Linked DNA regions of Homo sapiens: region 1 is linked to region 2. Evidence: read pairs that join two places in POLR2A ChIA-PET (ENCODE). Cell type or tissue: Panc1. All regions are shown on one strand. Links, peaks and the distances in the headings refer to the core of each region. The heading gives the core; the rest is flanking DNA.

Evidence for each region. Peaks named below come from ENCODE experiments on the same cell type or tissue, not always from the same donor. Only the 100,000 strongest peaks of a DNase experiment are listed, where the experiment ranks them.
Region 1: POLR2A ChIA-PET joins it to region 2 with 5 read pairs; 1 of 35 experiments calls an interaction of 5 or more read pairs at or near these places.

The regions. Positions count from the first base shown.
Region 1 is chr10:4,594,510-4,598,912 of GRCh38, forward strand. No RefSeq gene overlaps it. Among named protein-coding and RNA genes, the nearest start is that of LINC00705, 59 kb to the right of the region's middle. In Panc1, for the core only: no CTCF peak of the experiment used is centred there; a DNase peak (open chromatin) is centred at 1,650; H3K27ac peaks cover 324 bases.
Region 2 is chr10:4,080,659-4,085,061 of GRCh38, forward strand. It overlaps LOC107984195 (a long non-coding RNA gene), which reads left to right. Exons shown (of 10, transcript NR_176060.1): 7 at 1,631-1,717; 8 at 2,026-2,161; 9 at 2,618-2,717; 10 at 3,213-3,592. Among named protein-coding and RNA genes, the nearest start is that of MIR6078, 92 kb to the left of the region's middle. RefSeq lists an enhancer at 2,760-3,272. In Panc1, for the core only: no CTCF peak of the experiment used is centred there; no DNase peak of the experiment used is centred there; H3K27ac peaks cover 2,754 bases.

The DNA of each region.
Region 1 (4,403 bases), core at 83-4,082, 510 kb after region 2:
TTTAACACTTCATAATAAGCATGTATTTTTTAATAACTGGAGAGCTCATGCATGCATATTTATTTTGATAAGTGAGTTACGGTGGTAAGAATTCTGCAGGCTTTAGGATTCTCTCTCAGGTGTAACACCTATTTTAATAAAATCATGATGTATTTTTCCATAGCATTTTTCTTGTATTAGTGAGTTACGGTGGTAAGAATTCTGCAGGCTTTAGGATTCTGTCTCAGGTGTAACACCTATTTTAATAAAATCATGATGTGTTTTTCCATAGCATTTTTCTTGTATTAAAGACTCATTAGCAAAGATGCTTAAGGTGATGAAAAGGTATAGCTATCAAGTAGCAGGGGAAAAGTAGATGGTACCCCTCTAATGCAGTGGAATATATAAAAATGGAAAGTGTGACCCTAGCTGGAGGGAGTGGTTATTAACTGGGCCATATCATTAATAAGACCAACAGAGTTTGTGCTGGAGAGCCATAGAGTTGGATTACATTAGCATAAATCACCTTCTATTACAAAACTGGATAGGAATTATTTCCATAAAGTCAGTTTAACCTAGTGTCACAAGAGGTCCTTTAGTGCTTACAAAATTAATCTCCTGGCATTGAGAATCTGTTAAGGACAAAGATCCATTTCCCTAGTATAGTCACATTTTGTGTTTTTCTGCTTTGTTATTAACTCCATTTCATGGTCTATCGCTAATAACATAGACCAAGAAGTTGATAATAATCAACACATACCTTTGGACTATTTTATTATTCTTCTGAGATACATTTTGAATACTCATAATATGTATTTAGTTGCATAGCCTAAAATATTCAGATTTTCCAGAAAATTATGTACTTTCACACCTGTAATCCCAATGATTCAGGAGGCTGAGGTGGGAGGATCCCTTGAAGCCAGAAATTGGAGACCAGCCTGACCCTAAGACCTCTTTACCGGAAAAAGAAAAAAGTAAGTAAAACTTAGCTGGGCATGATGGCACACACTTATAGTCCCAGCTACTCAAGAGGCTAAGGTGGAAGGATCTCTTGGGCCCAGGAGGTCGAGGCTGCAGTGAGCTATAATCAGGCCACTGCACTCCAGCCTGGTGACAGAGTGAGACCCTGTCTCAAATAAATAAATAATTAATAAAGTGAAAGAAAGCCAGTGGCATCGTGGGATACCATTTGCAATGGAGATAGAGTGATGCCCACAGAGCACCACAAATCAGACACAGAAGCTTGAACTAACTCCTTCTAGACGATGGTTCAGACAATAGGCGGATGGGGAAGAAAGCAACCTGCATCATTTGTGATGAATTTGTTTGCTTGAGTGTGGCGGGATGAGGGAGGTGGGGGAAATGAGGAAGGCCAATGGACCAGTATACACATCTGAGTTTCAGCCCTTACAATCACAAGTGATGCAAGCCCCCTCGTGGAGTCATGTATACCACAGATCATATTGTAACACCTTGGAATAAGAGAGCTTTTATTAAAAAAAAAATCATAACTCTACCTAAGTAGAAAAATTCAAAGTTCCATTTAATAATAAGGCATGAAATATGATAATTGCATAGAGAAATTTATGACACACTTTTATTATTATGCCTTTGCAGCCTACCAGGACTCTGATTCATCAGGCAATTGCAATAGCATGAAAGAAAGTTACCATTGTTTCCAGTTGCAGAGAATGGTATTTTACCTAACAATTAAATAGCAGAGTCAACTGTCATAACAAAAAGCAATAGCTATTATTAGTTCTTCAAATTTCTTTGTGTATTTTCCATCATGAACAAATAGCTGAGATGAGTATAATTTTAACACAAAGCTATTCACAGGTAGGTAAAGATCACATATTTACAATTGCTGTGGCTTAACACTGGCTTACATATTATAAATGCTAATTTTGTTGTTTGGCTAGAAGAGTCCTGTTTTAGTCAAGTTGTTTCTGTTTTGACCAAGGGGCATTTAATCTAAATGCATAGCTATATAATAGTAATTTATAAATATTGTATATTTTAGGGTGAGGTGGATTTTATTCAAGCAGAATGTCATACCTCTCAAACCACATGGAATGATTTTTTAATTTTTGTGAGCAAAATGCTACACTCAATCCAGTACACTACTTTTTACTCTACTGAATAATCTGATAATATCCTTGGTAATCCAGGGCACCTTTTTTATTTTATTTTATTTTTTTGAGACAGAGTCTCTTTCTGTTGCCCAGGCTGGAGTGCAGTGATGCAATCGCAGCTCACTTCAACCTCCGCCTCCTGGGTTCAAGCAATTCTCCTGCCTCAGCCTCACAACTAATTTTTATATTTAGTAGAGAAGAGGTTTCACCATGTTGCCCAGGCTGGTCAGGCCACCTAGTTTACAGAGCATTCTTTCAATCCTTGATAGTTTTAGCCGTTTCTTTCTGAAATATCAATAATACAAAACTAGATGATAGCCCAAACACTGTTTCTTTAAAACAGTCAGCATACAACGCCTATTTAGGGAATTAAATTTTCTTACACCCCTCTACATGTGTTATCTAAGAAAGAAAGAGAGGCATGGATAGGAAGTATAAATTTGGAAGTCCTCAGTACATGAAAGTGTCTACAATCCTAAGACTAGATGTGAATTCCAAGGGAGTGAGTGCAGGGAGAGGCAGAGCCAGGGCTCTTCAATGCTGGGGAAACAGCTCCCTGCACATCCCTCCTCACCCTGCTCCTGCATCTGCTCCTCACCATGTTGCTGTTACACTTCCTGCTCCCTCTGCCCTGGTGCTATTCTTCTGGGTATTCCCATTGTTACCAACCACCTCCTTCATGTCTGCTCAGAGGCCAGCTTTGCAATGAGGCTTGTCTGCTTGCTCACCTCACACTTCAACAATCCCTTCCCTACATCCCAATCCTTCTCACTGCTCTGTTTCTTATTTGTCTATGGCACATGGGACTTCCTGACACACTATGTAATTTATTTTCACATCACATCATTGTCTGTCCCCAGTTACTAGAAGGTGAGCACCCCAAGTGTCTCTTGTCTTCAGCTAGACCTGTGCCTGGGACACAGCGAGTGTTCAATACATACTTGCTGAATAAATAGATAATGAAAAGTGAATGAACTTGGCCAGTGAGCGTCAAAAGGTCAATTTCCACCCTATTTTATTCTTGACACACAGAGTCAAACAGTGAAGATTTTCAAGCAATAGAAAACGCTATGAACTTTGTTTACTCTGTCATCATTATCCACCCAAGCCAGAGATGCAGCAGGGTCTGTTGACTCTATCATTAACTGAGTCACACATCTCCATTTTTATGGCAAAAGAGGTCATCTGAGCCAGACCAGGCTACAGAATCTGGTGTGGGTTTTAAGATTGGTGAAAATATATATAAAATATATGTATATCCAGAATCTACAATGAACTCAAACAAATTTACAAGAAAAAAACAAACAACCCCATCAAAAAGTGGGCAAAGGATATGAACAGACACTTCTCAAAAGAAGACATTTATGCAGCCAAAAGACACATGAAAAAATGCTCATCGTCACTGGCCATCAGAGAAATGCAAATCAAAACCACAATGAGATACCATCTCACACCAGTTAGAATGGCAATCATTAAAGAGTCAGGAAGCAACAGGTGCTGGAGAGGATGTGGAGAAATAGGAACACTTTTACACTGTTGGTGGGACTGTAAACTAGTTCAACCATTGTGGAAGTCAGTGTGGCGATTCCTCAGGGATCTAGAACTAGAAATATCATTTGACCCAGCCATCCCATTACTGGGTATATACCCAAAGGACTATAAATCATGCTGCTATAAAGACACATGCACACGTATGTTTATTGCGGCACTATTCACAATAGCAAAGACTTGGAACCAACCCAAATGTCCAACAATGATAGACTGGATTAAGAAAATGTGGCACATATACACCATGGAATACTATGCAGCCATAAAAAATGATGAGTTCATGTCCTTTGTAGGGACATGGATGAAATTGGAAATCCTCATTCTCAGTAAACTATCGCAAGGACAACAAACTAAACACCGCATGTTCTCACTCATACATGGGAGTTGAACAATGAGAATACATGGACACAGGAAGGGGAACATCACACTCTGGGGACTGTTGTGGGGTGGGGGGGAGGGGGGAGGGATAACATTAGAAGATATACCTAATGCTAAATGACGAGTTAATGGGTGCAGCACACCAGCATGGCACATGTATACATATGTAACTAACCTGCACATTGTGCTCATGTACCCTAAAACTTAAAGTATAATAATAATAAAATTAAAATTAAAATTAAAAAAAATATATTGGTGAAAATGAAGAGGCAAATTATGTATCAATTTTGCACCGAGTTATCAGAAAACCAGGAGAGGGACATAGAACACACACATTCTAAGAATCTGAGGTAGTAAATGGAT
Region 2 (4,403 bases), core at 165-4,164:
TGTCCTCCTGAGGCCTCTCTCCTTGGCTTACAGACAGCCATACTCTCCCTATATCTTCGGGTCATCTTCCCTCCACGTGTGTCTGATATCCTGATCTCTTCTTCTTACTAGGATACCAGCCATGTTGCATTAAGGCCCACCCCATCGCCCTGATTTTACCTTAATTACCTCTTTAAAGACGGTATCTCCAAATACAGTCACTTTGTGAGGTCCTGATGACCTCCTTCAACCCAGGAATTTGGGGAGGACACAGTTCAACCCATAATAGGCTATATATATCTAGCATGTATAATTTTTATGATAGAGCAGGGAGAAATGTAATGTCCTCATTTTACAGAAATATGAATTCAGAGAGATTAGTGACATGCTCAAGAGCAAACATTCTTTTGAATGAAGTGAGGTTTATGTATTATATTGTCACCCTTAGGTTTCCAAATCCTTACTTTTTCCACTATATCTGCAACACCACCTTTCTGACTGGAAAGAAAAGAGGCAGGGATTATATCACAGTGGCTTAGGCCTGTAATCCCAGAACTAGGAGGCTGAGATGGGTGGATCACCTGAGGCCAGGAGTTCGAGACCAGCCTGACCAACATAGTGAAACCCTGTCTCTACTAAAAACACAAAATTAGCCAGGTATGCATGCCTGTAATCCCAGCTACTTGGGAGGCTGAGGTAGGAGGATCACTTGAACCCGGGAGGCGGAGGTTGCAGTGAGCCGAGATTGCACCACTGCACTCCAGCCTGGGCAACAAGAGTGAAACTCCATCTGAAAAAGAAGAAAAAAAAAAAGGAGTGCTCTCAGTGGACTTTATCTGATCCTTTTAAGTGAGAACCATCATTTAAGGGATGTTCCCATACTCCCCACAACCTCAGGAGCAGATACCCCTCTAGTTAGAAGTAGAACTCTGGAAACTTTGTATGTATTTTAGTTTTCCAAATACATGTGTTTGGAGTTAGTAGTAAACCCTTGCAGTGTGTGTGGTGAGTGTGTTTGTGTTGGTGGGTGTATAGTGTTGTCTGTGTGAGTCTCCCTGCAAATCAGTGGCTGTGTGGATAAGTCAAAGCGGTCTCCTCCCTCATGCCGTGGGAGAGGCAACTAATGACCTCATGACGACTTCCAATCCTGTTTTGTGTCAAAGCCTTTAGGATCTAGCCAGTGACTGCTACATAGAAGGCAGTCTAGAGATTTGGCCAGAATCGCAGCAAAACCCAGGCCAAGAGTGTGGAGAGGGAGCAAGCCCACTCGAGCTGTGGCCCTGCCTTGCTTATGAAGTGACCTCAGATCACTGCTGCTCTCTGGTCCTCCACTTCCTAATGTGTAATTAAGGAAGTCACACAGTGCAACCTCTATCTTTAAGATCTAAAAAATTTGAGTTTTCTTGTGATGAACAGCATTCCAATCCCACTTACACAGAAAAAAAAAAAAAAAGCTCTGGCTTTAAAAATAAAACATCCAAAAAATTAAGACTAGAAAGATGATATTTAAGAGTAGTATTTTATTACTTTGAAAACATCTGGTATGAATTTGAAATTTCATTTTAAAATTTTTAATAGATTCCTCATTCTGTTTCTAGAAAATAGGTTAAAGTGAGTTGTTATGAAACCATGTTTCTAATTTTTATTTCAGATTCTATATTTCAACTAAAGCTCGCACTTGGGTGAAATCTTTCAACATATCTTTTGTTTAAGAAAAGTCAGAACAAGAATTTCCAAGGTACTGCTTATTTATTATAGAAAACTTAGAAAATATAGAGAAATGTACAGAAGAAAACAAATTCTCTCAAAATCTCAATTCATAGAGATACATACAAGGCATTTTTTAATGTATGTAATTTGTAATTTGTGTGTGTATGTGTGTAACAGGGTCTCATTCTGTCCCCCAAGCTGTAGTGCGGTGACGTGATCACGACTCACTGCAGCCTTGACCTCCTGGGCTTAGGTGATCCTCCCATCTCAGCCTCCTGAATAGCTGCAACTACAGGCATGAGCCACCATGCCAGGTTAATTTTGTATTTTTTGTAGAGATGGGGTTTCGTTATGTTGTCCACGCTGGTCTCGAACTCCTGGGCTCAAGTCATCCATCCACCTTGGCCTCCCAAGTTACAGGGATTACAGGCATGAGCCTCTGTGCCTAGCCATGATGTATGTAATTTGTAAGGTGAGATAACTGTCTTGTTGTTTTGCTTTGTCATCTATGTTTATATTGTTCTCTGTAAATCCTCCACTGGAAAAGTTTTTCCATCCAGACCTGAGTCTCATGAGCTACGGCTAAGATGTAATCACTCCCAAAGAAACATGCACTCTCAACAACATTTTTGACATACTTGATTGTTTACCATTGCTTTGCATGGAGGGGAATGAAATGGACCTTTTAGAATCAACTTGCCCAACAGTGGATCTAGGCCAGGCTGAGAAGAGGGTGCCAAGGCTGACATTTGAGTCTAGACAATGATGTCTCTCAAAATGCATTTTGCCCTGTGATTTTCCCCCAGCTCCTTAGTTTTCTAGCATAATTGATGGCCTTTGTGGGCCATAATCCAAAACCACTACACACAGGAAAAGGGCTGTCAAGCAGCAATAGTATAATAATTCATGCGTTATTATTACCATTTAGAGAAAACACCTATGCAGAATTGCAAGTTGTGATGGGCCCTTGAAAATCAACGTGTGTGCCGAATCCAGGTGGATGCTGTGACCTCACAAAAGCTGTGAAGGTGTGCTATCGCAGAGTGGAGGTGTGGCAAAGTCCAGATTCAAGAAAAGGCTGAAGTCAGCTTGTGTCCCTGACCTGGGATCTCAGCCTTAATCTCATGTTTAGAAGTGAGGCCAGTGCCATTGGCCATTGACATCCAGAAGATAAACTCTCATGGAATGACAGCTGACAAACAGCAGATGCCTTCAGACTGGCAGATTCTTCTATCTTGTGTTAATGCATCTTTATGGGAATTCACAATGTTCTCTAGGCAGGGGTCCAAGTGATAAGCACCAGAGCTTTGAAATAAGATAGTAGAAAGCGGGGTAGGCTGTGCTTTTGAAGTGCATTTTCCTGGCAAACGGAAGATGGCCCTCCTCATTCTGCCAAAGGGAATTCTAAGAGCCAAGATTGCATAAGAGGATTGCATTTTGGATGTTTTTAGGATGTGAGCTGAGGTAGGCTTAGCTCTGGCTCAAGGATTTCAAAGTAACTGACTTGTTTTGTGTACTTTCAGCTCTCTGCAACTCTTGCTGAATTTTGGCATCTTTAGCAGAGCAGGAGCAATCAGCATTGATAAACAGATTTCCTCTTGTATGGGTGCCTTGCCAGTGCAGGGATGTGCAGTGATCTTTCACCCTCTCAGCTTTCCTCTCGATACTGCATTCATCATTTCAAGAGCTTTCAGGAATGTGGGCCGTGCTGACATTTTGTAATGTCTATCAGGAATTGAGATTTTAGGGTAACAACATAAAATGTTCCTAAGGTGAAGGTTTTGTTGTTGTTTTTGTTGTTAATTGCCTACATTATGACAGTTTTGTACTTAATTATCACCACATATCTAGCTGCTTGAAAACTGTTTCTTTTTTAAAAATACAAAGCAATAAAAATATAAACTTAAATTTCTTTAGCTTTAATATATCTTGGTTCACCTCCTCTAATTAATTTGCCATTCAGCTCATTTCATTAATGTATAATAAAATAACAATTTGACATTTGGATAAGTTAGTGAATTTGGGGCTTATGCTTTTCAAAGCTGATACTTGTTTTCTCTTAGGTTTTTATTATTGTATTAGAGCCATATAATAAAGGAAGAAAAAAAAAATAAAAAAATCCATGGGATTAAAGAAGAAATTATGTTGATTAAAATGTGTCATTTGAGCCAGATGTTCTAGAAGGAACTGCATGGGATGTGTCTTTAGAAATGCTCTGTGTCCTCCACTGTGAGAGCAGAAGACGTCTCTGCATAGTCCTCTGTTCAAAACCCAAACTATAGATTGACCAGTACTCTCACATTAAAAAGCAGGGTTTGAAGGATACATTTACCCTCAAAAGGTAACTCGGCACTCAAAATTTATAGATCAGTCTTACCCATGACATAAATCCATGGAGGAATAAAACTTAATTTGTAACTTAGGGGATGCAACATTCAGGTTAAATGTGATAAAAATATGTGATGATGGACTCCCTACAAAGGAACCGGTGAGAAGGTACCCTAGCTACTGAGAAGCATTTTGTGACTAAAGGACCTTATGGGTTATTGATGATTATTTACATTCTACCAGAACTGTTAAAGCCCTGAAAATTACCTTTACACTTTTTTTTTTCTTTTAAGACGAAACCTTGCTGTGTCACCCAGGATGGAGTGCAGTGGCACTATCTCAGCTCACTGCAACCTCTGCCTCCTGATTCAAGCAATTTTCCTGCC